2 separate regions of the Homo sapiens genome follow, and region 2 is linked to region 1. The links are chromatin loops, found by intact Hi-C in ENCODE. Cell type or tissue: lower leg skin. All regions are shown on one strand. Links, peaks and the distances in the headings refer to the core of each region. The heading gives the core; the rest is flanking DNA. Region 1 has its middle 82 kb from the start of CALN1. Region 2 has its middle 440 kb from the start of MIR3914-1.

The links. Hi-C counts contacts between places; a loop is a spot of excess contacts. Peaks named below come from ENCODE experiments on the same cell type or tissue, not always from the same donor. Only the 100,000 strongest peaks of a DNase experiment are listed, where the experiment ranks them.
Region 2: it touches region 1 in a loop (6-fold over the local background); 41 of 110 quality-filtered maps call a loop at or near these places.

Annotation. Positions count from the first base shown.
Region 1 is chr7:72,486,195-72,501,740 of GRCh38, reverse strand. It overlaps a transcript of CALN1 not described here. Among named protein-coding and RNA genes, the nearest start is that of CALN1, 82 kb to the right of the region's middle. RefSeq lists an enhancer at 7,674-7,733. In lower leg skin, for the core only: no CTCF peak of the experiment used is centred there; a DNase peak (open chromatin) is centred at 7,470.
Region 2 is chr7:71,742,437-71,757,982 of GRCh38, reverse strand. No RefSeq gene overlaps it. Among named protein-coding and RNA genes, the nearest start is that of MIR3914-1, 440 kb to the right of the region's middle. RefSeq lists silencers at 5,579-5,648, 5,689-5,768. In lower leg skin, for the core only: no CTCF peak of the experiment used is centred there; DNase peaks (open chromatin) are centred at 5,192 and 5,672.

The DNA of each region.
Region 1 (15,546 bases), core at 2,952-10,951:
GATGTGGTTTCACCATATTGGTCACGCTGGTCTCTAACTCCTGACTTCATGATCCGCCCACCTCAGCCTCCCAAAGTGCTGGGATTACAGTAGTGAGCCACTGCGCCCAGCCAAGAATATTATAATCCATTCAATTCATAACTCCTAGCCATGGTTCTTAGAATGTTCTTTCTTCTCTTCCCTCCCTCCCTCCCTCCTTCCTTTCCTTTCCTTCTTTCCTTCTTTACTTCCTTCCTTCCATCCTTCCTTCCTTCCCTCCTTCCTTCTTCCTCCTCCTCCTCCTTTTTCCTCTTCCTCTTTTTTCTTCTTCTTCTTCCTCTTTCTTCTTCTCTTTTTCTTTGTCTTTTTTTTTTTTTTTTTTTTTTTTTTTAATAGAGACGTGGCCTCACTATGTTGCCCAGGCTAGTTTTGAACTCCTGGTCTCAAGTGATCCTTCCACCTTGGCCTCCCAAAGTGCTAGGATTACAAGCTTGAACCACCACACCTGGACTCCTCTGTGGTTTTCTTACATGTCTAGCTACTCTGAAGCCACTCATCCTTGAAACTATTATTCACTTGTTACCCCAACTTATTTCTGAGTATTTTATCTCCAATCCTGGTGTCTTTCTACCCATTCTCCTGATTTTGTATCACTAAAGCTCTTCTTGGAAGATATGGGAAGAGAGGAGAGACAGAATTGTCTTTAGGAGGCAGCAAAAGAGAAGAATCCTGGAAAAGTTTATTAATTAATGAGTTTTATTCTCATTAAAAATGCAAAATTTTATTATTAACTAATTCCTTATTATGATAAATCAATAATTCAACAATTTAGGTACTGTTCTTTTGAATGATTTTATGTAAACATTCTTATACATTATTCATATAATTATTTTGCAAAAAATCAATTTAAGATAAATTGATTAATACACAGTGAATCTGGAATGGAAGTAACTGGACATTGTAAACAAAAAAATTAAAAATAGAAATGCACAAAGAATAAGATAATAACATTAGTGCCTCATCACTCAGAATTTTGAGTGTATGTTTTCATATCAGTTTTAGTTTTTTTTTTAGATTTTAAGAAACAAAATGTTACTCATTAAATAAATGAATATCAGTAATCACAGGAATTGGACAGGTTATATAAACAGCGGAGAGGGGATGATAAAGAAGGAAAGAGCAAGCTGGGCACGGTGGCTCACGCCTGTAATCCCAGCACTTTGGGAAGCTGAGGCAGGTGGATCACTTGAGGTTAGGAGTTTGAGACCAGCCTGGCCAACAGGTGAAACCCTGTCTCTACTAAAAATACAAAAATTAGCCCAGTGTGGTGGTGCATGCCTACAGTCCCAGCTACTCGGGAGGCTGAGGCAGGAGAATTGCTTGAACCCGGGAGGCGGAGGTTGTGGTGAACCGAGATCGCGACACTGCACTCCAGCCTGGGCGACGGAGTGAGACTGTCTCAAAAAAAAAAAAAAAAAAAAAAAAAAAAAAAGAAGGAACGAACAGAAGTTCATGAGACCCACAAAAGAGACACAGAAAGTTTCAGCTGAGGCCGGGCGAGGTGGCTCACATCTGTAATCCCAGCACTTTGGGAGGCTGGGGTGGGTGGATAGCCTGAGGTCAGGAGTTTGAGATCAGTCTGGCCAACATGGTGAAACCCTCTCTCTACTAAAAATACAAAAATTAGCCCAACTTGGTGGTGCATGCCTGTAATCCCAGCTACTAGGGAGGCGGAGGCAGGAGAATCGCTTGAGCCTGGGAGGCGGAGGTTGTAGTGAGCCAAGATCGTGCCACTGTACTTCAGCCAGGGCAACAGAGCGAGACACTGTCTCAAAAAAGAGAAAGATAGAAAGAAAGAAAGAAAGAAAGAAAGAAAGAAAGAAAGAAAGAAAGAAAGAAAGAAAGAAAGAAAGAAAGAAAGAAAGAAAGAAAGAAGGAAGGAAGGAAGGAAGGAAGGAAGGAAGGAAGGAAGGAAGGAAGGAAGGAAAGAAAGAAAGTTTTGCGGAAGTATGCAGCAAAAATTATAATTAATGGCAAATTCTTAAAAAATAATTTTTTATAGATTCTTTTATATTTGCCCAAATATTAACCATCTCCAATACTACTCATTCCTTTTTGTAATAGTATTTTTCCTTTTTCCAAGGAACAATTATTTGCATATGAGTCTGCATGTGAGTCAGTTTATCTTAAACTGATTTTTTTGCAAAATAATATGAATAATTTATAGAATGTTTATATTAAAACATTCAGAAGAATAGTGCCTAAATTATTGCCTTATTTATGTATCATAATGAGGAATTAGTTCATAATAACATTTTGCATTTGTGATGAAAACAAAACTCATGAATCAATCAATTATTAATTAATAATTTGTAGTGTTCCTTTTCCAAATAATATTATTCCTCTTTAGCCTAAAAGATTTCTTTCAGCTGGCCAGGCATAGTGGCTCATGCCTGTAATTCCAGCACTTTGGGAGGCTGAGGTGGGTGGATCGCTTGAAGTCAGGAGTTTGAGACCAGCTTGGCCAACATGGTGAAACCTCGTCTCTACTAAAAATACAAAAATTAGCTAGGTGTGGTGGCAGGTTCCTGTAATCCCAGCTACTAGGGAGGCTGAGGTAGGAGAATCACTTGAACCCAGGAGGTGGAGGTTGCAGTGAGCTGAGATTGCACCACTGCACTCCAGCCTGGGTTACAGAGTGAGATTCTGTCTCAAAAAAAATTATTCCTTATAGACAATTATTCTTTTATATTTGCCCCAATATTAACTAATTCCTTTTTATAATAGTATTGTTCCTTTTTCCAAGGAACAATTATTTGCGTATGAGTCTGTGTATGAGTCAATTTATCTTAAATTGATATTTTGCAAAATAAGTATATGAATAATTCATAAGAATGTTTATTTTAAAACATTAAAAAAAGTACCTAAATTAGTGCTTTATTTATCATAATGAGGAATGAGTTCATAATGATATTTTGCATTTGTGATAAAAAGAAAACTCATGAATCCATCAACTATTAATTAATAACTTGTAGTATTCCTTTTCCAAATAATATTATTTCCCTTCAGCCTAAAAAATTTCTTTTAGCACTTCTCGTGGTAAAGATCTGCTGGCAAAAAATGATCTCAACTGAATTTATCTAAAAATGTCTTGTTTTCTTTGCATTCATTTTTGAAGAATAGTTTTACTGGACATAAACTTCTAAGTTGACAGTTTTTTCTTTTTATACTTTAAAGATGTAATTTCCTTGTCTTCCAGGCTCCATTTATTGAGTACAAAGTTGGCTGTTATTTTTATTATTGCTTCCTTGTATGTAATGTGTCTTTTTTTCCTGACTGCTTTTGAGATTTTCTATTTCTTTTTGGTTTTTATCCATGATGTGGCTAGGTATAAGTTTTTTTTTTAACTAATTTTTTGGAGGCCTGTTAAGCCTCTTATAAATAGGATTTGATGTTTATAACCAAAGTTGGAGAAATTTTGGCCAATATTTCTTGAAATTTTAAAAATTCTCGATTCTATTCCCTCCTCCTGAGATGGCAAATACACATTAGGGAGGTTTGGTATTATGGATCTATTTGGTATTACTTGATATTGAGGCTTTCACCTTTTTTATACATTGGATTACTTTTGGATAATTTATCTATTTATCTGTCTTTAAATCAATAACCTTTCTTTCCCCATCCCCCATATTCAATTTTCTACAAATCTTGTGTAATGGTTTTTAAAAATTTCTCATATTGTATTTTTCAGTTCTAAGATTTCTTCTTGGTACTTTTTGAGAGTTTCCACATCTTTTCTGAGATTCTCTGTCTCTTTATCCATTACAACCAATTTCTCTTCTGTAAAACTTTAATGTATAGTTATGAATTATCTTAAAGTCCTTTTCTCAATACCAACACATGGGTTGCCTGTGGGGATACTATTTATTAACTGTTTTTTCCCCTCTATTTATTAGTCGTCACATTTTGTTACTTCTTCACGTGTCTGGTAATTTTTTTATTGTATAATAACCTTGTGGATGATACATTGTAGAGACTCTGCATTCTGTTATCTTCCTCTGAAGAGTGTTAAATTCTGTTCTAGCAGATCTAGTAGACCCACTGGCAGATCACCCAGAAGTTTAGTTGAAAGCTTTGTTTCATGGTTCTGTTTTGATTTTGCTCGTTTCTAGGATGTAGCTCTTAACCCTAGCATGTGCTTCCTAATCTCAGGGCATGGCCCTTTGAGGAGTAATTAAAAATCTTGAAGTATTTATCAAATCCCTTTAAGTTGGTGAGATTTTAACTCTAAAGTTTGTCATTGTCATTCCTTTGTTTTTTTTGAGATGGGGTCTCACTCTGTCACCCAGGCTGGAGTGCAGTGGCGTGATCTCAGCTCACTGCAACCTCCGCCTCCCAGGTTCAAGCGATTCTCCTGCCTCAGACTCCTGAGTAGCTGGGATTACAGATGCGTGCCACCACGCCTGGCTAGTTTTGGTATTTTTAGTAGAGACGAGGTTTCACCATATTGTTCAGGCTGGTCTTGAACTCCTGACCTCAGGTGATCCACCCGCTTTGGCCTCCCAAAGTGCTAGGATTACAGGCATGAGCCACTGTGCCCGGCCAAGTCTGTCATTCTATTAATAGCACTGAGCGCCTGCTAAAATCTCTGCTCAGCTTTTTTTCCCTTTCAGCTATTCCTTTCCTCTGGGCTCATTGGAATCTTTCCTCCATGCACAGACGTTAAAATTCAGCCAAGGATTTGAGAGCGTACTTACATAAGGATTTTGTGGCTCCTTCCTTTTCCACATTCCTTGTCTCTCAGTTCCAGTTCTCTGGCAGCTCCAAATTCTCACCTATGATTCTTTGGCCTCATAAGACTATAAGCCCTAATAAAACTTTAGCTTAATAAGTCTTGCTCTGTTGCCCAGGCTGAAATACAGTGGTGCGATCACAGCTCACTGCAGCCTCAACTTCCTGGGCTTAAGGAATCCTCCCACCTCAGCCTCTCTAGTTGCTGACTACAGGGACTACAGGTGCACACCACCACACCTGGCTAATTTTAAAAATTTTTTGTAGAGGTGAGGTCTTGCTTTGTTGCCCAGGTCTTAAACAATCCTCTCATTTCGGTGTCCCAAAGTGCTGGGATTACAGGCGTGAGCCACCACACCCAACCCAACTGTTAGCTTTTTGATTGAATTCTAGTCCCTAGGCCCCAAACAAATTGAAGAGTGCTTTCAGAAGAAAAGCTGGTTAAACTTGAATCTCACATTGTGTACTTCCATTTTTCCAAGGCTTATAGTTCCCTAATTTCTGCCAGGCTTTGGCTACTCTCCAAGGACATGATATAGTTGTTTTAATATTTTGTCCATTGTTTACAGTTGTTATCAACAGATGGTTTTTTCTGATACAAACTATCCCCCATTATCAGAGCTAGAAGAAAAAAGTATTTAAAAATAAAGTAGTGATGTGTACTATCATTACTTTCATTCTCCATTATACTGGAGGTCTTAACAAGTGTAAAAATAAGCAAAAAGGAAAAGGTGTAAGAATTGGAATGAGGCCGGGCATGGTGGCTCACACCTGTAATCCCAGCACTTTGGGAGGCCGAGGCAGGTGGATCACCTAAGGTCAGGAGTTCGAGATCAGCCTGGCCAACATGGCAAAAACCCGTTTCTAATAAAAATACAAAAAATTAGCTGGGCATGGTGATGCATGCCTGTAGTCCCAGCTACTTGGGAGACTGAGGCAGGAGAATCTCTTGAACCTGGGAGGTACAGGTTGCAGTGAGCCAATATTGTGCCACTGCACCTTAGCCTGGGCAACAGAGCATCAAAACAAAACAAAAAAACTGAAAACAATAACAAATTGGAATAGAAGAAACAGAAATAGAATTATCTGCCCATGATATACAAATCTGAAAGAATCTATAGAAGCAATTTTAATTAAAATAAAAGTTCAGGAAGGATGCTAGATATCAGAGCAATATTAAAAATTCTGTGGCTTTCTATCCATCAGCTTCACATCTTTTCAATTGTATTTCGGAAGCAATAACGATTTGCCTCAGATTCCAAGCAACTTTATAGCCCACCGTTTGTCCACACTTCTCTGTTTTCTTGAGGCCATTTGAGTTTTGTTCTCTGTTATTTGCTACCAGAAGAGCCTTGACTAACAGAGAGGGGTTTTCTTTGAGGTCAGGCTTAGGGGTCTTTTGCTCATGGGGTGTGGCATGGACCTGCTTGAATGGAGCAAGGGATGCCAAACCAAAATGAGTTCTTGGGACAAAGACTGTGCCTTGTTCCCTGCAATGTCCCTAGCAGCTAGCACAGTGGGTTGGGTGCAGAGTAGGTCTCAATCAATATTTACTGAAGGACCGTGGTTGCTATTTTTAACTAACTGAAGGACTCACACGAGGAGGAACTGACCCAGCCTGGGTAGGAGATCTCCAAGAGTCAGTGCCATCTGAGGACAGACCAGTCAGAGCTGGAGGACCTTGGACTCCTGCCCAAGGAGGATTTGGGTAGAGATTGGATGAACACCTGGCAGAAATTTAAAGGGTGGACTCAAACAACAGTTAGGAATCTGGATTTTGACCTTCAAATGGGAATGGAAAATGGAAGAAAAATGGAATCATCACGCAATGGTCAGACTCCAAGATGGCCCTCAATGATTCTTGCCTCCTAGAATTCATGCACTTGTGTGGGTCCCTCCCTCATTGGATTGAGCTGGCTGTGTGGCTCACAGAAGAAAGTGGAAGTAATAGGGGGTGATTTCCAAGACCAGGTCATGCAGGCGTTGCAGCTTACAGGTGTTATTTTGGGGAAGCCAGCTATCATGCCATAAGGGCACTCACACAGCCCTTGGGGAGGACCATATGGAGAGGAACAATCTTATTATTATTATTATTATTATTTTTGAGACAGGGTCTTTCTCTGTCCCCCAGGCTGGAGTGCAGTGGCACAATCATAGCTCACTGCAGCCTCGAACTCTTGAGCTCCAGCGATCTTTCCTCCTCAGCCTCCTGAGTAGCTGGGACTGCAGGTGTGCCCAACTATACCTGGGTAATTAAAATAATTTTTTTTTTTTTGTAGAGATGGGGTCTCGCTATATTGCCCAGACTGGCATCAAGCAATCAGTGTTGGTCTCCCACGGTGCTGGGGCTACAGGCATGGGCCAACGCGCCCGGCCTGTGTTGCCTTTGATGTGGTACCCGAGACATGTGTTCTGGGCAAAGTTGAGGTCCAGGGAATTCCCGCAGGTGGGGAGGTGTCCCAGCTTGCGTCAAAAAGAACTTCTCTAACAAGGAGCACTTGGAGGGCAATAGTCACTGCCTATCTTTGCGTTACTACCAGGACAGTGCCTGGCACGGCGTGGGTGCCCTTTAAGTGTTCTTTGATTAGTGAACAAATAAAGGTAAGCTTGCTAGCAGGTCCTCTGGACCTTTGGTGCCATTTCTGACTGGTGTATTCTACTGACTTTTTTAGTCTTCCTGGAACACTGTCCAGCAGAGGGCAGTGTTGTGCATCCCCGAATGCACGAACATCCATCAGGTGAAAGAGAGTTGTTCCAAGTTCCACGGGGCTCAGATTTTTAGAGACAAGGTCTTGCTCTGTTGCCCAGGCTGGAGTTCAGTGGCGCAATCATGGCTCACTGCAGCCTTGAACCCCTGGGCTTAGCGATTCTCCTGCATCAGCCTCCTGAGTAGCTGAGCCTACAGGCATGCACCACCATGCCCAGCTTATTTTTTCATTTTTCTGTGGAGACGAGGTCTCTCTATGTTGCCCAGGCTGGTCTGGAACTCCTAGCCTGAAGCGATTCTCCTGTGTCAGTCTTCCAAAGTGTGTTATTTTGGGAATAATTGCTTCTTGCCACAAGCCCTAGACTTATACATGATGAGAAAACTACACCCACAAAGCACACTAAATATTTTTTAAGCCCAGTATTTAGTGGCTGTTGATACAGATAAATAAATTGATTGACCTTATCTCAGCAATAACACAATGCCACCTGCACTAGCACACTAAAAACTTGGGTAAATAGAATTTGTTTTCCTTCCAATAGTAACCAAAATGTTTGAGGACATTTCAGAAGGGCTTCAAGATCTAGAAAAGATGCTGTAAGAGTTATGATAAGAATAATTAATCGGCCAGGTGTAGTGGCTCATGCCTGTAATCCCAGCAATTTGGGAAGCTGAGGCGGATGGATCACCTGAGGTCAGGATTTCGAGACCAGCTTGGCCAACATGGTGAAGCCCTGTTTCTACTAAAAATACAAAAATTAGCTGGGAGTGGTGGTGCATGCTTGTAGTCCTAGGTACTCGGGAGGCTGAGTCAGGAGAATCACTTCAACTTGGGAGGTGGAGGCTGCAGTGAGCCAAGATTGCACCACTGCACTCCAGCCCGGGTGACAGAGTCAGTCTTTGTCTCAAAGGAAAAAAAAAAAAGAATAATTGATCACATGGACAAACCTTGAAAACATTATGCTAAATGAAAGAGGCCATTTAGTCATCATAAAAGACTACATATTGTATGATACCATTTCTGTGAAATGTCTGGAATAAGCAAATCTATAGAGACAGAGATTAGTGGCTGCCTAGAGATGGTGGGAGACCCGGGGAGGTGGTGGGAGACCCGGGGAGATGGCGGGAGACTGGGGAATATCAGCTAAAGGGTGTGGAGTTTCTTTCGGGGGTGATGAAAATGTTTTAAAATTAGGTTGTGGTGATAGTTGCCAAATTCTGTGAGTATTCTAAAAACCACTGGACTGCATACTTTCAATGGGTGAATTCTATCTCAAAGCTGTAAAAAAGAATACTCGTGTTCAGCTACATTTTTACATTTATCTTGTTGTCCTTGTGATTTAGTCTCTGCAAATGTGTTAGTCATCTGTGATGGAGATGACGATTTTCTGAGGATCGAACATACCATTGTCCATACGTCCTGGATAGCATGTGCCAGCAGGGATGCATTGCAGGAGCACGACTGTTCCGGTGCTCGGCAGCCAGTGTATTTTCTGATCGTTGCCATGGTGCTGTGAGGGGCTCATCTGTTGTCCCCATTCACAGATAATGACCAGGTCCAGATAAGAGTGGGTACTTTCATTCTAATCACTAGTCCAACTATTAGAGCCACGAGGGCTGACCCAGCGGTTGGCATGGTGCCCCCACAGCCCTGCTGGCATTAGCTGGAGGTCTGTGACAGCTTGTGACTGTGAGAAACAGCAGCCGCAGGACTACACAGGTGGCAAGGCCTTGCTTCCAATTCTCACCCAACTTGCATGCAAGATCTGCGTTGCTCCATCTTGTACAACAGCCCCTGTAGTAAGCACCTCCCAAAGGGTGGAACCAATCAACCCAGCAATGTGGGACAAAACAAAATCCATCTTTAGAGGAAGCATCTTTGGCTGGCAGTTAGGAGGCTTGGCTTCTAGACCTGGCTTTGCTATTTGAATTGACCAAGATCACGCCACTAACTCTCTGACCTTGGGTATGTCAATAGATTGAGTCTTATATGGGAAACCAAGGCTTAGACATTTAAGTTCATTCTCAGTTTTAAATTCCATGAGCTATTGGCTTAAACACTCTTGAGAACAAATGTAGTTCACACTGAAGGCCAAGGTGGCACATTTCTGTTTGTGTCTTACCTGTCGGCTACCTCTGTTGTTTGCAGTAGTTGTAATTTGAAAAGCTGTGGCCTAGCCTAGGTGCCTGATCCTTTGAGCCCAAGGGTAGAGATGAGATTGGGAGCATGATGAGGGCACTGGAGAAACTGCCTTTGAGAGTTGGAGTCCCTTGTTTGGCCTCCATAGTTTGCCCCATATCTTAGTTAAAGGGAAAATTCTATCTGTTATGTAATATTTGCAACAAGAGGACATAACTTATGGCATCTTGAATTACCTTGCTGTTTGGAACAGTGTCTCAGTGTTTGCTACTTGTGCAAAAAATGACCGTTGGTGTGTTCTTTCAGGGCCTCTGGTCACTTAATGAGAGGATAAAAGTGCAGTTGTGAGCAGTGGTCTTCCTCTCTACTCTATGAGTTTTCATTTCCCCACTACCTCCCCATTGCAGCTAATTGCACAGGGCAGAGGCTTGTCCTGAAGAAATGGGCTTTATTTGCACACAGCAGTCCTGAAGGCCCCAGTGAAGTGCCTCATGGAATGAACGTGAAAGAAAAGAACCCTTGTCAGGCTGCAGAACACCATTTTTTTCTCTTTTTGAGACAGAGTCTTACCATGTTGCCCAGGCTGGGCTGCAGTAGTGCAATCATAGCTCACTGCAACCTCAACCTTTTGGGCTCAAGCGATTCTCCTGCCTCAGCTTCTTGAGTAGCTAGGACTACAGGTGCACACCACCATACTTGGCTAATTTTTTAACTTTTTGCAGAAATAGGATCTTGCTCTGTTGCCCAGGCTGCTCTTGAAGGCCTGGCCTCAACTGATCTTCCCGCCTCAGTCTGCCAAAGTGCTAGAATTACAGACATGAGCCACTGCACCTGGGCAACCACCAATTTTTGAGCATCATTTTGTTTTTTGTTTTTGTTTTTGTTTTTTTTTTTTTTGAGACGGAGTCTCGCTCTGTTGCCCAGGCTGGTTGGCTCACTGCAAACTCCGCCTTCCGGGTTCACGCCATTCTCCTGCCTCAGCCTCCCGAGTAGCTGGGACTACAGGCGCCTGCCACCACGCCTGGCTATTTTTTTGTATTTTTAGTAGAGACAGGGTTTCACCATGTTATCCAGGATGGTCTCGATCTCCTGACCTCGTGATCCACCCGCCTCGGCCTCCCAAAGTGCTGGGATTACAGGCGTGAGCCACCGCGCCCGGCCTTGAGCATCATTTTAAGCACTAGGCATTACATACATTATATAATGCAATTTTCACAACAACACTGTATTAGTCCATTTTCACACTGCCTAAAGAACTACCTGAGACTGAGTAATTTATGAAGAAAAGAGCTTTAATTGACTCATAGTTCTGCAAGCTGTACAGGAAGCATGGCTGGGAGGCCTCAGGAAGCTTACAATCATGGTGGAAGGGTGAAGGGGAAGCAAGCACATCTTCACATGGTGACAGGAGAGAAAGTGCAAAGGGGAAGTACTACACACTTTAAAACAACCAGATCTCGTGAGAACTCACTCACTATCAGGAGAACAGCAAGGGGGAAATCTGCCCCCCATGATCCAGTCACCTCCCACCAGGCGCCTCCTCCAACGCTGAAGACCACAATTCAACATGAGATTTGGGTGGGGACACAGAGCTAAACCATATCAAACACTTTGAGGTAGGTGCTATTATTCCTACTGTAGAGGAGGAAATTGAGGTCAGAGAAGTTAGACAACATGGCCACGGCAGCACAGTGGGTAAATGGCAGAGGAGATGAAAATCCGCGTCTGCCTGACTCCAGAGTCATTGCTCTATATAACCCTCTCTGTCAACATTTTATAGTATTTTCTGCCAGTCTTTTTGTCCACACAGTGTTTTTGTTTATTTTGTTTTATTTTATAATTGCATAATTGAGATCATACTGTATAAGCATTTTCTAAAGGTCTTCTACTTGCTGGAATCCCTAAGCCCTTGGGGGTTAGATTGATGTGGAAAGACACACTATAGACGACCATTTCTGGAGGACTCTTTTGAACTCTACTAATGTGGAAGGTCTTCCTCTATTTGCCAAGGAGAAGCCATGGTCTCTATTTCTTCCCACTTATTTCTTTAGCCTTAATCTCTTCAAGCTTTACTTGCAATTCCTTTGCCTAAGACAGCAAAGACACCAAAGAAAGTAATTTTTATCTGGAATGGTCTCCACTAGGCTGTCTAGAGAGCCCTGGCTAGGAGCCAGGAGACTTGGCTTCATATGAGGATCCAGCCATATGTGGACTTCCTGGTACCTGAAATGTATGAGAAAGACATTGGGGTACATGTCCCAGCAGCCCTGGAATTGGGGAGTGATAAGGAAGTCTTTGAGTGCAGCTAGACTCTGCTATGAGGAAGACGGTGCAACAACTGTCTCTTGCCTGGTCACAGGGTGCTGAAGGTTGGGGCTACCATGGGACCCACCCCCTCCACCATAGTGTCTTTCCTTCTTATCTTCATGCAAAGGGTTGGCTTTAGAGGGTGCAATTGCCAACCTTCATACCCACTCCTTTCTTTTTGCTGCTTCCAGTTTTTAGGAACATGAAATAAAGGCTCTTTCAAGAGGTTCCTCTTGAGGCAAACAGTCAAGAAACAACATGAGTTCTGCGGTTCCAGCTGGTGAACAAGCTCAGTGGGATTCAGTCACTTTAATAGAGTGACACTCTTTCTCGAGATTAGACTGTCCTGGGCTTGATCCCTCACACTTCATAGGACATCAGACTTAAGCTACCAGAAAAATCGTACTAAGAAAGTGTAAGTGAAAGATAAGAAAAGCTCCAATTCTGCTTTCTTACTTCTGCTAAGAATATTTACAGATAAGACTGTGCCAGGAGGGCTGGGATCACAGGTACTCAGCAAGGATATGTTGAATTGAATTCAGAAAAGCTATCGTGATTCTTTTTGGTCAAGGGAGAATGATTTTCCCTTGTTCTGCCTGTTTCCCCTGTTTCCAAAGAGGAGATGGCCTTCTGAATCTGTGGCCTGGAGGAGGAGTATTGGAGGGAAAAGCTTCACTTCTGTTCCCATGGTTTCAATACTTCTTCACATGGGTGGAGGGTTGGCGGATGGACTCACAGGGCCCAATAATCCTTGAACCACATAACTGGGGATTGAGTTTAGAAGAAAAAAAAATTTTACCATATCTATCTTGACTGTCTCATGGTCGATAAGGAGTCTGTAGGCTCTCCTATGCTTCCAGCTTCCATGAGTAAGCTCACCTGGGTCAGAATAAGGATCAGTTTTTAAGAAGTAACTGGAAGCCTGGGCAACATAGTGAGACCCTATCTCTACAAAAAATAAAAAGATTACCTGGGCATGGTGCTATGTGCCTACAGTCCTAGCTTCTTGGGAGGCTGAAGAGGGAGGATGGGTTGATCCCAGGAGATTAAAGCTGCAGTGAGTTATGATTGCACCACTGTACCCAAGCCTGGGCAACAGAGTGAGATCCTATATCTAAAAAAAAAGTGAATGGGTACGTGAGGCAGGCCTGTGATTCTTCCTGAAGCTGGCAGGGTAACAGGAGACACATCAGATATCTGGTCCAAGGCACGTGCTCCAATATAGTTTAGCAGAGAGCCCTACACTTTGGGGTTAGTAAGTACTCTGTGGCCCATTAATAACAATGATTCTCTGGTATCCATTTGGCCACTCACTGAGTGCTCTCTTATTAGCTGGAATTCTGAAAGAAAGGGAGAGTGAACTTTAGGCCCCCTAACCTCTATCAATTCCCAAAGTATTAGTCCTTTTTAAAACTTATTCTTATTTTTATTTTTTTTTATTCTTTTGAGACAGGATCTTGCTCTATTGCCCAGGCTGGAGTGCAGTGGTGCAGTCATGGCTCACTGCAGCCTCAACTTCCTGGGCTCAAGCAATCCTCCTGCCTCAGCCTCCCAAGTAACTGAAACTACAGGCATGTGCTACCATGCCTGGCTAATTAAAAAAAATTTTTTTTTGTACAGATAGGGTCTTGTTATGTTGTCCAGGCTGGTCTTAAACACTTGGGCTCAAGTGATCCTCCCAGGCTGCTCTTTAACACCTGGGCTCAAGTGATTCACCTTGGCCTCCCAAAGTGTTGGGATCATAGGTGTGAGCCACCATGCCCAGCATGGTATTTGTCCTTGAGCTCAGGTTAAAACTGCTCATGAAGCACCCCTCTATTTTCTTCTTTCCTTCCTTCCTTCCTTCCTTCCTTCCTTCCTTTCCTTCCTTCCTTCCTTCCTTCCTTCCTTCCTTCCTTCTTTCTTTCTTTCTTTCTTTCTTTCTTTTCTTTTCTTTCTTTCTTTCTTTCTTTCTTTCTTTCTCTTTCTTTTTCTTTCTCTCTTTCTTTCTTTTTCTCTTTCTCTCTCTCTTTCTCCTTTCTTTCTTCTTTCTTTCTCTTTCTTTCTTTCTTTACCCTTCCTTCCTTCCTTCCTTCCTTCCTTTCTTTCTTTCTTTCTTTCTTTTCTTTTCTTTTCTTTCTTTCTTTCTTTCCTTTCTTTCTTTCACTCTGCTGCCCAGGCTGGAGTGCACTGGGGCAATCTTGGCTCACTGCAACCTCTGCCTCCTGGGTTCACCCGATTCTTCTGCTTCAGCCTCCCAAGTAGTTAGGATTACAGGTACCTGCCACCACACCCAGCTAATTTTTGTATTTTCAGTAGAGACGGGGTGTCACCATGTTGGCTAGTCTGGTCTCAAACTCCTGACCTCAGGTGATCCACCCATCTCAGTCTCCCAAAGTGCTGGGATTACAGGCATGAGCCACCGCACCTGGCCACCTCTCTATTTTCTCATTCCCCAGCTGGGGAGTTTTATTTCCTGGTCTCAACACCCACAAGCAGCTGCCCGTCCCAGTCTTTTTCACACGTGTTAAACTTTTACAACCCCCTATTTTGGTCCTCTTCTGAGGTCTACTCACCTTGTCTGTTTTCACACCATTCTCGCCAACTGTTTAGCCCCATAGATCCTTGTTCATCCCTCACCCATATCAAAGATGAAGTAGACAGGAGGCTGAGGCAGGAGATCACTTGAGCCCAAAGAGTTTGAGGCTGCAGTGAGCTATGATCACACCACTGTACTCCAGCCAGGGCAACAGAACAAGACCCTATCTCCAGAAAGAAAGAAGAGGAAGGAGAGATACATCCACATCGACGATGATTATAAAGCATGATACACACATGATACATAATAAGAATACTCCCGTGAATGTGGCTAGATTCTGAATCCATTAAAATTTTGTATGGAAGCAAAATAAATGTTGCCCCAGTTGCATTCTATAACTATATAACTAAAGTACCTGATGAAAATAAATTTGATGTTTTATAAGAAATCTACTAGCTACCATATAGTAGGTAATCAGTGAGTATTTATTGAATGAATGAAGGAAGAAATTGGAGAAAATATAAATGACTTTAATAAAAAATCTTAAAGCTTTAAATTTTTCAAAAACACTTTTTTAGACCTACATACAAGTGAAGAGGTAGTACAACTAAATCTTATTGTATTGTGGCTGGGCTCGGTGGCTCACTCCCGTAATCCCAGCACTTTGGGAGGCCAAGGCAGGCGGATTACTTGAGGTCAGGAGTTTGAGACGAGCCTGGCCAACATGGTGAAACTCAGTCTCTACCAAAAATATAAAAAATTAGCCAGGTGTGGTGGCATGCACCTGTAATCCTAGCTACTCAGGAGGCTGAGGCAGGATAATCACTTGAACCCAGAAGACAGAGGTTACAGTGAGCTGATATTATGCCACTGTACTCCAGCCTGGGCGACAGAACAAGGCTCCATCTCAAAAAAAAAGTTATTGTATTGTAAAAAAGGGTATGATATAGATGATTTACAGGTTTATATGTATTATTACTACAGCCTTTTTATTGAGAAGTTCATTAAGTCACACGTTGCATAATGACTTTTCTGTCAATGACGGACTACATATACAACGGTGGTCCCATAAGATTATAATATTGTATCTTTACTATACCTTTT
Region 2 (15,546 bases), core at 2,574-10,573, 740 kb after region 1:
AGAACAGAGAGCCCAGAAATAAACCTACACATTTATAATCAATTAATTTTCAACAGAGGTGCCCAAAACACACAGTGAGTAAAGGACAGTTTTCAATACGTGGCGTTGAGAAAATGGAATTTTCACATGCAGAATGAAATTGGACCCTCATATCACAATACATACGAAAATCAACTCAAAATCAATTAAATCAATTAAAGACTTGAATATGAGACCTAAAACTTTAAAACTACTTGAAGAAAAACATAGATAAATAGCTCCATGACATTGGCCTGGGCAATGATTTTTGGATATGACCCTCAAAGCACAGGCAACGAAAGCAAAAATAGACAAATAGGACTGCATCAAACTAAAAAAGCTTCTGCACAGCGAAGGAAACAACAGAGGGAAGAGACAACCTGTGGATTGGGACAAAATATTTGAATAACATACAGTTGTTTATGGGTTCATATCCAAAATATATAAGGAACTCAAACGATTCAATAGCCAAAGACAGAAAACCTCCCCAAACCAAAGAAAAATCCAAAATAACCTCGTTTTTTAACGGACAAAGACCTAAATAAACATTTCTCCAAAGAAGACATACAAATGGCCAACAGGTGTATGAAAATGTGCTCAATATCACTAATCATCAGATAAATGTAAATAAAAGCTACAATGAGATATGTATTAGTCCGTTTTCACGTTACTGATAAAGACATACCCAAGACTGCGTAATGTATAAAGAAAAAGAGGTTTAATGGACTTACAGTTCCACATGGCTGGGGAGGCCTCACAATCATGGTGGAAGGTGAAAGACCCGTCTTACATGGTAGCAGGCAAGAGAGAGAATGAGAGCCAAGCAAAAGGGGAAACCCTTTATAAAGTCGTCAGATCTCGTGAGACTTATTCACTACCTCGAGAACAGTATGGGGGAAACCACCCCCATGATTCAATTACCTCCCACTGGGTCCCTCCCACAACACGTGAGAATTATGGGAGCTACAATTCAAGATGAGATTTGTGTGGGGACATGGCCAAACTGTATCAAGATATGACCTCATACCTGTTAGATTGGTTATTTTCAAAAGCAAAACAACAAGTGTTGGCAAGTATGTGGGGAAAAAGGTACCCTTGCATAATGTTGGTGAGAATGTAAATTAGTCCAGCCATTTTGGAAAACATTATGGAGACTCCTCAAAAAATTAAAAATATAGTAACCATATGATCCAGCACTTCTGGGTATATATCCAGAGGAAATGAAATCAGTGTCTCACAGAGATATCTTCACTCTATGTTCACTGCTGCATTATTCACAATATCCAAAATATGGAAACAACATGAGTGTCCATTGATGGACGAATGGATAAAATGTGCAGTACATACACAATGAAATATTGTTCCGCCATACAAAAGAATGGAAGCCTGGCATTAGTGATAACATGAATGAACCCGGAAAACCTTATATTAAGTGAAATAAGCCAGACACAGAAAGAAAAATACTATATGACCTCACTTATATGTGGAATCTAAAATAGTCAGACTGATAAAAGCAGAGAGTAGAATGGTGGTTGCCAGGGGCTGTGTGTCGGGGAAATAGGGAGATACAGGTCAAAGCATACAAAGTTTCAGCTATGCAGGATGAACAGATTCTGGAGAACTAGTGGTTAGCATGTTGACTCTAGTTAATAATACTGGATTGTACACTGGAAGTTTGCTGAAAGAGTAAATAAGTCTTAAGTGTTCTCACACACACACACAAACTATATGAGGTGATGAATATGTCTATTAGCTTGATTGTGGTGATAATTTTACAATATCTACATATATCAAACATCACATTGTATACTTCAATGTGTACAATTTTTATTTGTCAATTGTACCTGAGTAAATCTGGGGAGAAAGAGTTGCTAAAACTTTTCCAAATTTGATGAAAACTATAAACCATAGATTCGAGAAGCTCAGTGAATCCCAAACACAAGAAACATGAAGGATTTTGCACTAAGTTGCTTAAATCAAGCAATAAAGATTAAAAAAATTCAACATCCAGGGGGAAAAAAGACATTATAGGCCAGGTGTGGTGGCTCACGCCTATAATCTCAGCACTTTGGGAGGCCAAGGTGGGCAGATCACCTGAGGTCAGGAGTTCAAGACCAGCCTGGCCAATGTGGCAAAACCTCGTCTCTACTAAAAATACAAAAACTAGCTGGGCGTGGTGGCATGCGCCTGTAGTCCCAGCTGCTCGAGAGGCTGAGGCAGGAGAATTGCTTGAACCTAGGAGGTGGAGGCTGCAGTGAGCTGAGATCGCACCACTGCACTCCAGCCTGGGTGACAGAGCAAGACTCTATCTCAAAAAAATAAAATAAAATAAAAAGACATTATACACAAAGAACCAGAGAAAAGAATGACTGAAGACATCAGGAATCAGTCTAGAAAATAGTGGTGTAATTTCTTTAAAAGACTGAGAACAAAGTATCAACCTAGATTTTTACCCAGTTAAAAAAATCACAATCATGGCGGGAGATGAAGGAGGAGCAAAGGCACTTCTTACATGGTGGCAGGCAAAAAGAGTGTGTGCAGGACAACTCCCCTTTATGAAACCATCAGATCCTGTGAGACTTATTTACTATCACAAGAATAGCATGATTTAATTACCTCCCACCAGGTCCCTCCCACATCACATGGGGATTATGGGAGCTACAATTCAATATGAGATTTGGGTGGGGACATAGCCAAACCATATCACCCAGAGAGAAGTACTGAGCTCAAGGTTATGCACCAAGCAGTTAATGGCAGAACTAGGACAGGAACCAGGTCCCCAAGCCCTGGCCTTGCCTCTTACCCACAGTGCACAACTTTCCCTCTCAGCCTCCAGACAGCCACAGAATCTCACAGTTCCCAGAATGAGTCTGAGTCCGGCTTCAGCCCAGGCAATGAAGATACTGATGTGTTTGCTCCATGCATGGGCCCTGGAATGTCCTCGTGAGGGACTTTTCCCTTTGTGGGACTCATCACCCCACAGGGCTTAGCTGCGGGGTTCTGGTTGCCACTTCAGGCTGAGGACTGAGAGAGGGAGAAGGAACTTATCCTGGAGAAGGAAGGGTCTCAAGAGAACGTGGAAGTTGCTGGGCACAGTGGCTCATGCCTGTAATCCCAGCACTTTGGGAGGTCAAGACAGGCAGATCACTTGAGCTCAGGGGTTCAAGACCAGCCTTGGCAACATGGTGAAACCCGGTCTCTACTAAAAATACAAGAAATCCTCTGGGCGTGGTGGTGCATGCCTGTAGTTCCAGCTATTCGGGAGGCTGAAATGGGAGGATCGCTTGATCCCAGGAGGCAGAGGTTGCAGTGAGCCGAGACTGCACCACTGAACTTCAGCCTGGGTGACAGAGTGAGACCCTGTCTCAGAGAGAGAGAGAGAGAGAGAGAGAGAGAGAGGAACGAAAGAGAACACAGAAGCTAGGGAGAAAGGCTGAGGCAGGAAAGCAATTCCAGATGGTGGAAGCTGCCAGACCGGGAGGAGGGGGAGGAGGGGAGGGGAGGGGAGAAGCAGGCAGGAAGTGGTCGAAGTAAGGGGCATAGAGGCAGGGAGAGAGAGAGAAACCCCTTTCCTCTCCTTCTAATGCCCATTGTCTACCTAGGGCTGCAGAGGGTTTCAAGGGACCCATAAGCCTTTGAGGGGGCTGTCTGAAAATACCACCCCAAACCTTTGTCCCTGCCTGCTATTCCAACATCAGAGATAAGCTGAGTGGCGAAATTCACGGTTTCCAGGGGTCTCCTAGGAACATGCAAATCATTCAGAGCAGGAATATGATGCCAGAGGTTCCTAACCCTGGCTGCACATTTGAATCATCTGGGGAACTTTTAAAAAATACTGCTGCAACGCTCCACCGCAGACCGATTACTTCTCAATGAGGAGGGGGAGGAAAGTGCCCAGGCCATAATATTTTAAGGCTCCCCAGGCAGTTTTAATGTTTGAGCCAGGGAAATGTGAGAGCCTGGACTGTTTGACTATTTGAAATGTCAGAGCAGAAAAGTACTTAGAAGTCACAGAAGGCTTTTTAGCAGATGGGGAAACTGAGGCCTGGGGACAGGTGCACCCTGGGGAATCTGTGGCAGAGGCCAAGCTGGAAGGCTGCTGCTTCTTCCATCAAGGCTTCCTCTAGAAGCTCCGAGAACAGTGTGGAGGAAAGAGAATAGAGAGGAATTAGGTAGAGGAGAGGAGCAGGCATGAGACATGTGGGGGCGAGACCATGCATTCAAAGGCCAGTGGTTGTCTGCTGTGGTGATGTGCGTCTGAATCTCAGCTACTCTGCTGGCTAAGGCAGGATGATTCCTTCAATCCAGGAGTTTGAATCCTGTCTGGGCAATGGGTAACATGGCAAGACCCCATCAAGAAAGAAAGAGAGAAAGGAAAGAAAATGTAAGAAGAAAGAAAGAAAGAAAGCGAAAAAAAAAAGAGAAAGAAAGAAAGAAAGGAAAGAGAAAAAATAAAGAGAAGACAGAGACAGAGAGAGAGAAAGGAAAGGGGGAGAAAGAAAGGGAAAGAAAAAGAGAAAGGAAAGAAAGAAAAGAAAATGAAAATAAAGAAAGAATAGAAAGAAAAGAAGAGAAGGAAAGAAAAGACGAAGAAAAGAAAAAGAAAGAGAAGGAAAGGAAAGGAAGGAAGGAAGGAAGGAAGGAAAAAAAAGAGAAAGAAGCTGGGGATGGTGGTGTGCACCTGTAGTCCCAGCTACTAGGGAGGCTAAGGTAGGGGGATTGCTTGAGCCTAGGAGTTCAAGTCCAGCCTGGGCAACACGGCAAGACCCCATTTCTAACATAAACAAACAAAATTTAAAATGCCAGTGGTTGGCACTAAGGAGAGGGCCCAGGGATGATGATCTTGACAAAAGTTAGGTTTTTGACAGAGACAGAGACATCCTCCATTTCTCCCCCTTCCTGCCCTCCCATTTCTCCCTTGCTTTTTTTATTTCTTCTTTCCCTTTTCTCCTTAGATCGGCTTTATTTTCATAGATATTTTTCCCTAGCAATCTAGAAAATCCTATCCTAAAATTAAGACTTTGCAGGTGAGGTCTGAACTGCAGAAAGATGGGTGACTTGCCCTGGCTACCACAGCTGCCCCTTCTCAGGACTGGCCGAGCTGGAGGTGCACCCCCCGGCCCCCCGAACGGTTCTTCTGCTGGCACTACCTCTCAGGCTTGCTGATTGGCAGTCAAGGAGGCCGCCGGGCTAATGGAGAGGCTCCCCATTGCTGGACACTTGCTTTCCCGGTCCTCGGAAGGGTGAGAGCAGCTTCCGGGGTGGCAGTGACCCCGGGTGTCTGTTGGCACAGACTCCTTTCCACACCAACAGCCTGGACACATCAGGCCCCGGGGATGAACTCCTAGTTCTCCCAGGTGTCTTACGCGTTGGCAGAGAGCTTGCAAGAAATGCCCGGGGTGTAGCAGGGAGGGCTGCAAGGAGGAGGAGGCGCTGCAGCCAGCCCAGCTCACCTTGCAGACGGAAGCCCTCCTGCAGAGCAGCAGGCGACCTCTCCCTCCTCCAGCAGGTGACCTAGGTTCGGAGCGGCCCAGGCACCGCCGCTCCTATTGCTGTGACCACAGTGTCCTGAGCTGGGGAGCAGACAGGGCAGGAGGCAGCGGAGAGCTGGGTGCAAGTGCAGAGGCGCGCGCTCCCCCGCCGGCCTGGGCCGCCTCCCTCGCCGGGCACCGAGCGCCCTCTAGCGTCAAAACGCCCTCCAACCCGCCGGCTCCCCACACCTGCCTGTCCCGAGCCGAGCCGGGGCCGCCAGGTCCCCGCCGCCAAGCTCAGCGCTTGGAGCCACAGGGGGGATGCCAGCATCTCCGCCACACGGGACGAGTCTCGGCCCATCACTGAGCTGCTGCGGCCATTGCATTTTGCTGTTGTATTGCACTTCCTTGGACCCGGTGCTGCGAAACGTTTTATCTTCTGCATTTAATAAAATAACATTGAACGTTTTTCCTTTTGGAAAAAAAAAATCAGAATTCCAGGTACAGTGAGGTCGGCTGAGGCAACACGTATGACTACAGGGCTGCGTTAATAATTTTGCAGCCAAAACCAAAGAAAGGTGACCTTTGCACCTCACTAGGATACAATATATCCATGTAACGAACCTGCACATGCTGCCCCTGAGTCTAAAATAAAATAAAATAAAATTTAAAAAGAGAAAGGTGACCTTGGCTAGCCTCTGCTACAGCCAGCATCGTAGAATGTACCTTATCCCCTCACACCTGTGTGTACCAAGGACAGGGCCACGTCCTCCGCCATCCAACACTGCCCACTGTAACTGCCCTAGAAATACCATTCTGCCTATTCTTTTCTTTTCTTTTTTATTTTATTTTGCTTTAAATTCCAGGATACATGTGCAAAACGTGCAGGTTTGTTACATAGGTAAATGTACACCATGGTGGTTTGCTGCACCTATCAACCCATCACCTAGGTAATAAGCCCAGCATGCACTAGCTATTTATTCTGATGCTCTCCCCTCCCTCGCCCCCACCCCCAACAGGGCCCGGTGTGTGTTGTTCCTCTCCCTGTGTCCATGTGTTCTCATTGTTCAGCTCCTACTTATGAGTAAGAACATGCGGAGTTTGGTTTTCTGTTTCTGCGTTAGTTTGCTGAGGATGATGGCATCCAGCTTCATCCATGTCCCTGCAAATGACATGATCTTGTTCCTTTTTATGGCTCCATAGTATTCCATGGTGTGTATATGTACCACATTTTCTTTATCCAGTCTATCATTGATGGGCATTTGGGTTGGTTCCATGTCTTTGCTATTGTGAATAGTGCTGCAATAAACATACGTGTGCATGTATCTTTATAATAGAATGATTTATATTCCTTTGGGTGCATACCCAGTAATGGGATTGCTGGATCAAATGGTATTTCTGGCTCTAGATCCTTGAGGAATTGCCACACTGCCTTCCACAATGGTTGAACTAAGTTACACTCCCACCAGCAGTGTAAAGTGTTCCTATTTCTCCACAGCCTCCCCAGCATCTGTTGTTTCTTGACTTTTGTTTTGTTTTGTTTTGTTTTTGAAATGGAGCCTGGTACTGTTGCCTGGGCTAGAGTAAAATGGCATGATCTCAGCTCACTGCAACCTCCTCCTCTCGGGTTCAAGCGATTCTCCTGCCTCAGCCTCCCAAGTAGCTGGTATTACAGGTGTGTGCCACCATGTCTGGCTAATTTTTGTATTTTCAGTAGAGATGGGGTTTCACCATATTGGCCAGGCTGGTCTCGAACTCCCGACCTCATGATCCGCCTGCCTCAGCCTCCCGAAGTGATGGGATTACAGGCGTGAGCCACTGCGCCCGGCTTTGACTTTTTAACAATCGCCATTCTGACTGAATCCTGCCTGTTTCTTCTCCAAGCAAACCTCCATGGCAGAGGTGAACCCAGGTTCTGCCTGTCCCCAGATCCTAGCCTTAGCCTGTCTTTCTCTCTGGTCTTAGTGTCCTTACCTGGTACAGGAAGCTCAAAGCTCCTGGCTTGCTTACATCATTAAAATGCCACATTATGAAGACTCAGTGAAAGCATGTGAATGAGTTTATTACCTGTTAGGGTATGTAAGAAACTGTGGTTGTTGCCTGCTTCCGGGCTCCCGGTATCACTCTCTATCTTAATGAACCCTCAGTCCCCTACTGATTTGATCTCTGCCTTCATCTAAGGGATTTGGACACTCAAAGAAAGCCCTAGGAGGATGGTTCCTCGAGAAGGCTAAATTGCAACCTCAGTGGTCCTCAAAGCTGAGTGCATCCTAATCACCTGCAGGGCTTGTTAAAACAGATTGAGGCCAGGTGTGGTGGCTCACACCTGTAATCCCAGTGGTTTGGGAGGCCAAGGCAGGAGGACTGCTTAAGGTCGGGATTTGAGACCAGCCTGAGTAACACAGTGAAAGCTCAGCTCTACAAAAACAAAAAAATATTCAGGTGCGGTGATGTGTACCTGTATTCCCAGCTACTTGGGACGCTGAGGCGGGAGGATCACTTGAGCCCAGGATTTGGAGGCTGCAGTGAAGTATGATTGTACCACTGCACTCTAGCCTGGGTGATAGAATGAAACCTTGTCTCTAAAAAACAAAACAAAAACAAGCAAAAACGCAGATGGCTGAGCCCACTCCAGAGTCTCGGATTCAGTGGGTCTGAGGTGAAGCCTGAGAATTTGCATTTCTAACATGTTTCCAGGTTACTCTGAAACCCTCCCTATACACTTTATAAAATTAGTCAGGGAAGAAATGAAGATAAACCAAGCTTACAGCACATTCAGCGTTCATCATAAAGGCAGTTTGCTCTCTGACCTGCTTCTTCATAGCTGTTTCCTGTCATAAGATTATAGTTCCCCCTAACTGCTCTATAGATAACAACTTAAGCTTTGTGAAATGTTAAGTTTTCCCTCTGAGATACTCTTTCAGGTCCTGCGTACCAGTGAAACTACTGACATCAGCTGGTCTGAAGGACTCCACAAGGAGCCGACTCACCAAAGAATGAATTTTCCACAGCCTGATGATATTATTCCCGCTTTCCTTGACCAATCAACAACCCCAATTCTCCAGCCCCTTGCCTTTCATGATTCCCTTAAAATCTCAAGCCCAGAACTCCTTGGGGAGATGGATTTGAGGGTTCTTCCTGTCTCCTCACTCGGCTTCTCTGCACTCATTAAACTCTTTCTCTGCTGCAAACTCTGCTGTCTCCATGTAATTGGTCTGTTGCTGTCCAGTGGGCCTATGACCCTAGTGGTCCTGTAGCAGTTCTGATGTTGCAGCTCCTGGGACCACACTTGGAAAACCTCCAAGTTATCTGTGGGATTTTGAGTACCAGCAGTACCTAAATGATAAGAAAAATTAGAACAATTTTCCTGAATTTTTTAAATAGCCTTGCACCAGCCACATTTCATTGTCCAGTAGCACAGGGAATCAAATGAGAACAATATAAGCCACTCAAAGCTAGATTCTGAAGAACCTTGAGAGGGTGGATCTCCCTCAAGCACTTTCCATACCACCCTCCCTCAACTTCAATGAGAGCACTCGTGAAGCCTACAGACCCTGGAAACCCTGATAGACAAGGACTAAGTGATTAAATCACATAAGGGAATAAACGTGAGTTGTGCAACACCAGGTGCCCTGGGGAGGCTGGCTGTGAGAGGCAGAGACTCTGTTGGCATCTCTGGGTCTTTGTTCCCAAGGAATGGATGCAGATCTGCCTGCAGGAAAGTGCCAGCACTAAGACACCAGGTACATTTTGTTTGTTTGTTTGTTTGTTTGTTTTTTGAGATGGAGTCTTGCTCTGTCACCCAGGCTGGAGTGCAGTGGCATGATCCTGGCTCACTGCAACCTCTGTCTCCCAAGTTCAAGCAATTCTCCTGCCTCAGCCTCCTGAGTAGCTGGGATTACAGGCTTGCGTCACCATGCCCGGCTAATTTTGCATTTTTAGTAGAGATGGGTTTCACCATGTTGGTTAGGCTGGTCTCAAACTCCTGACCTCAGATGATCTGCCCACCTTCACCTCCCAAAGTGCTGGGATTACAGGTGTGACCCACTGCGCCCCGCCTGTTTGTAAGCTCTCTTAATAAATCACCGAATACCAACAGACTGAATTTGTCTGCCTCATTTTTTGGTTTCCTTGCTTTTTTGGCATTTGTGGGCTGCTTTGTATATACAGTCCTTTCGCAGACATATCTATCCATGCATCCATCCATCCATTTCATTTGTTCTGTTTCACTGGAAAGCTAGACTAATACATCTGCTATCAGGATGCTGTGCTTCACGCTGACTGGAGATTAAGGCTTCGAGGGTCAAGGACATGCCCTGTTGTGTATGCCACCAAAGCCAGACCAAAATCATTGCAAGCAGGGAGATTGCCTAAGTAGCCAAGTTGGAGGACAAAGGAAATTGCACTTGCTCTTGTCCCACCCCTACCTTGCACAGCACTCATGCCCACACAATTTACACACTCCTAGAACTATCTCCACCCAAAATGGTATTACCTCTCATTGGTTCTTTTTTTTTTTTTTTTGCCAGGTCTCCCAGATTTTTATTATTTCAGACAATTGTTGCAGCATGCGAAATTTTTAAAATTACAATTTACTTATTTTGAGTCTTATCTCTTCCTGCATGTTGTTCATGCTCTCCACTGCATTAATCTTCATCTATTTACATTTCAGTCAACCTGTTTATCTGTTGTTAATCCATCTTCTGGCTGATTCCTGTCAATCTCAGCCTACAATAGCTCACTGGGAATATATTACATAAAAGTCATCAAGGGCAGGAGAGAGAGAATGGTATTCTGATTTTGATCTTTACTCAGAATTCTCAATGACTTTCCCTCTGTGATAGCAGCAGATGTTCCCAAAGTTAGTTATTGAAAATGACAGTCTCAGTTTCCCGTTTTTCACTCTTGACTCTCAAAAATGGATACCAGCTACTTAGTATGTCACTGTGTTTTAGCTTCTTAAAGATTCATGTTAAAACTATTCATTGTTTTTCAGACTAAGTGATTGTAGTTTCTTTAACTTTTTCTTTTTTTTTTTATTATTTTTTTTTTATTTTTAATTTTTTTTTTTTTATTATACTCTAAGTTTTAGGGTACATGTGCACATTGTGCAGGTTAGTTACATATGTATACATGTGCCATGCTGGTGCGCTGCACCCACTAACGTGTCATCTAGCATTAGGTATATCTCCCAATGCTATCCCTCCCCCCTCCCCCGACCCCACCACAGTCCCCAGAATGTGATATTCCCCTTCCTGTGTCCATGTGATCTCATTGTTCAATTCCCACCTATGAGTGAGAATATGCAGTGTTTGGTTTTTTGTTCTTGCGATAGTTTACTGAGAATGATGGTTTCCAATTTCATCCATGTCCCTATAAATCATGCTGCTATAAAGACACATGCACACGTATGTTTATTGCGGCACTATTCACAATAGCAAAGACTTGGAACCAACCCAAATGTCCAACGATGATAGACTGGATTAAGAAAATGTGGCACATATACACCATGGAATACTATGCAGCCATAAAAAATGATGAGTTCATGTCCTTTGTAGGGTTCTTTTTTTTTTTTTTTTTCCTGTTGCCCAGGCTGGAGTGCCTGGTGCCATCTCAGCTTACTGCAACCTCTGCCTCCCAGGTTCAAGCTATTCTCCCACTTCAGCCTCCTGAGTAGCTGGAATTACAGGCGTGTGCTTCCATGCCTGGCTAATTTTTGTATTTTTATTAGGGACAGGGTTTCTCCATGTTGGCCAGGCTAACCCCAAACTATCTCAGGTCCACCTGCCTCAGCCTCCCAAAGTGCTGGGATTAAAGGTGTGAGCCACCACATCAGGCCTGGTTCTTACTAGCTTATGCTAGGTTAGTTGCATAGGCATTACCAGCAGAACTTGAAGAAAGCAAAGGTGCCCAGGCTTGGAAGGTTCTGGTTTAATAGGGCTGGAGTGAGGCTCCAGGAATCTAAATTTTTAAGAGCTCCCCAGGTTCAAAAACGAAATCTGCTGGTGACTCCATGAGCCTGTAACTGATTCAGATTCAGCTACTAACTGCTTCAAAGCCAAAACTTGAGAGGCAAGGGTTGGTGGGAGGAAAAGCAGGTTTATTCAGGAGCCGATAACCTAAGGGGATGGCAGACTTGCATTGCAAAGGCCATCTCCCCTTTCTTGGGCTGGCTGAAGAGGTTTTAAAGGGAGGCAGTTAGGCAAACTTTGTATAGAAGTTGCCTACATGCAAGTCAGCATGTCTTTTTCCAGTGATTATCTTGAGTAATGGGCCATCTGGTGGCCCAGCTGGTATCAGCTAGACTGCAGCAAGATTGAAGATGAACTCCTCAGCATTTTTCTAGGGGTGGACCTTTCACAGCCTTGGTTTTACTTCGAGGCTAGTTCTTGGAGTTTTTAAAACCCTAAGCAAGCATGCAGTTAGGCATTACGTACTTGTCTGTTTTCACGATGCTGATAAAGACATATCCGAGGCTGGGTAATTTATAAGGAAGCAGAGATTTAATGGTCTCACAGTTCCACATGGCTGGGGAGGCCTCATAATCATGGCAGAAGACGAAGGGCATGTCTTACATGGCAGCAGGCAGGAGAGAGAATGAGAGCGCCAAGGAAAAGGGGAAACCCCTTTATATATAAAACCATCGGATCTCATGATACTTACTCACTACCAGGAGAAGAGTATCGGGGAAACTACCCCCATGATTCAGTTATCTCCCACCGGGTCCCTCCCACAACACGTGGGAATTGTGGGAGCTACATTTCAAGGTGAGATTTGGGTGGGGACACAGCCAAACCATACCACATTATAAAGGAAAGAATGACTATTTACTTCTAGCAAGGGAATGACTGCCTAGGTTACAAGCCAAGTAAAAGGCACTGGCAAGCCTTCCCCACCTGGAGCTCCCCCCACCTCCACACCACACCACTGTTAAATTTTATTATTTTTCTTCTGTTTTTAATCCTTACTTTTTGTGGGTACATAGTATGTGTATGAATTCCCACCCGGAGTTTTGAAACAACTTGGTTTTATGCTCAAACTAATTTTGTTATTATTATTTTTTTGTTTCTGCAAGTCCTAGCCAGAGCGATCAGGCAAGAGAAAGAAATAAAAGTCATCCACATAGGAAAAGAAGAAGTCAAGTTAGCTCTCTTTGCTGATAATATGATTCTATACCTAGAAAACCCTAAAGACTCTTTGAAAGCCAAAAGGCTCCTAGAACTAATAAACAACTTCAGTAAAGTTTCAGGAGATAAAATCAATGTGCAAAATTCACTAGTATTTTTATACCCCAGTAGCATTCTAGCTGAGAGCCAAATGGAGAACAGAATCTCATTTACAATAACCACACCCAAAAAAAAAAAACCTAAGAGTACATCTAACCAAGGAGGTGAAAGGTGAATTATAAACACTGCTGAAATAGATCATAGATGACACAAACAAAGGAAAAATATTCCATGCTCATGGATTAGGAGACTCAAAATCATTAAAATAGTCATACTGTTCAAAGCATTTTATAGATTCAACACTATTCTTATCAAAGTACCAACATCATTTTTCACAGAACTAGAAAAAACAGTTCTAAAATAATTCATATGGAACCAAAAAAAGAGCCCTAATAGCCAAAGCAATCCTGAGCAAAAAGAAGAAAGCCAGAAAAATCACATTACCTGACTTCAAACTTTACTATGGGGCTACAGTAACCAAAACAGCATGGTACTAGTACAGAAAGAGACACACAGGCCAATGGAACAGAATAGAGAACTCAGAAATAAAGCCACACACCTACAGCCGTCTGATTTTCGACAAAGTCATCAGGAATAAGCAATAGGAAAAGGACTCCCTATTCAATAAATTGTGCTGGATAGCTGGATAGCCATATACAGAAGAATGAAACTGGACCCCTACCTTTATATATAAAATATATATATATATTTATACATACATATTTATATACATATATAAAAATTAACTCAAGATGGATCAAAGATATAAATGTAGCAGGGCATGGTGGCTCACGCCTGTAATCCCAGCACTTTGGGAGGCCGAGGCAGGCAGACGATTTGAGGTCAGGAGTTCGAGACCAGCCTGACCAACATGGTGAAACCCTGTCTCTACTAAAAATGCAAAAAAAATTAGTCGGGTGTGGTGGCACGTGCGTTTAGTCCCAGCTACTCGGGAGGCTGAGGCAGGAGAATTGCTTGAACCTGGGAGACAGAGGTTGCAGTGAGCCGAGATCGCGCCACTGCACTCCAGCCTGGGAGACAGAGCGAGACTCCGTAAAAAAAAAAAAAAAAAAAAAAAAAAGATGTAAATGTAAAACCTAAAACTATAAGAATCCTAGAAGAAAACTTAGAAAACACCATTTCACGTCAGCCTTGGGAAAGAATTCATGACTAAGTCCTCAAAAGCAATTGCAAGAGAAACAAAAAAAATGACAAGTGTGACCTAATTAAACTAAAGAGCTTCTGTACAGCATGTTCTCTGCACAGCAAAAGAAACTACCAACAGAGTAAACACAGAACCTACAGAATGGGAGAAAATATTCACAAGTAGGCACCCAACAAAGGTATAATATCCCAAATCTATAAAGAACTTAAACAGATTAAACTCTTGAACAAGCAAAAAACAAACAGCCCATTAAAAAATGGTAAAGGCCGGCCAGGTGCGGTGGCTCACGCCTGTAATCCCTGTACTTTGGGAGGCCGAGGCGGGCAGATGACTTGAGGTCGAGAGTTCGAGATCAGCCTGTCCAACATGGAGAAACCCCATCTCTACTAAAAAAAAAACAAAAAAAAACAAAAAAAAAAAAACAAAATTAGCCAGACGTGGTGGTGCAAGCCTGTAATCCCAGATACTCAGGAGGCTGAGGCAGGAGAATCACTTGAACCCGGGAGGTGGAGGTTGCAGTGAGCTGAGATCACACCATTGCACTCCAGCCTGGGCAAGAAGAGCAAAACTCCATCTAAAAAAAAAAAAAAAGGCTGAGCGTGGTGGCTCACGCCTGTAATCCCAGCACTTTGGGAGGCCGAGGCGGGTGGATCACGAGGTCAGGAGATGGAGACCATCCTGGCTAACATGGTGAAACCCCGTCTATACTAAAAATACAAAAAATTAGCCGGGCGTGGTGGCGGCGCCTGTAGTCCCAGCTACTTAGGAGGCTGAGGCAGGAGAATGGCGTGAACCCGGGAGGCGGAGCTTGCAGTGACCCCAGATTACGCCACTGCAGTCCAGCCTGGCGACAGAGAGAGACTCCATCTCAAAAAAAAAAAGGTAAAATACATGAACAGATACTTCCCAAAAGAAGACATACAAGTGGCCAAAAAACACATGAAAAGATGCTCAACATCACTAATCATCAGAGAAATGCAAATCAAAACTACCATGAAATAGCATCTCACACTGGTCAAAATGGCCATTATTAAAAAGTCAGATAATCACAGATGCTAGCAAGGCTTCAAAGAAAAACGTACGCTTCTACACTACTGGTGGGAATGTAAATTAGTTCAGCTACGGTGGAAAGCAGTTTGGGCATTTCTCAAAGAACTTAAAACTGAACTACCATTTGACTCAGCAATCCCATTACTGTGTATATAGTCAGAAGAAAATAAATCATTCTACCAAAAAGACACCTGCACTGGTATGCTTATCACAGCACTATTCACAATAGCAAAGACACGGAATCTACCTAGTTGCTCATCAGTGATGAATTGGATAAAGAAAATGTGGTACATATACACCATAATGGAATACTACACAGCCATAAAGAAGAACAAATTAATATCTTTTGCAGTCACGTGGATGCAGCTGGAGGCCATTATCCTAAGTGAATTAATGCAGGAAGAGAAAACCAAATACTGCATGTTCCCTTATAAGTGGGAGCTACTCTTATAAGTTCTCTTATAAGTGGGAGCTAAACTGTATGTTCTCTTGTAAGTGGGAGTTAAACACTGGGTACTTACAGGCATAACAATGGCAAAAATAGACACTGGGGACTACTAGAGGGGGAGGGAGGGAGGCAAACAAGGGTTGAAAAACCAATTGTTGGGTACTATGC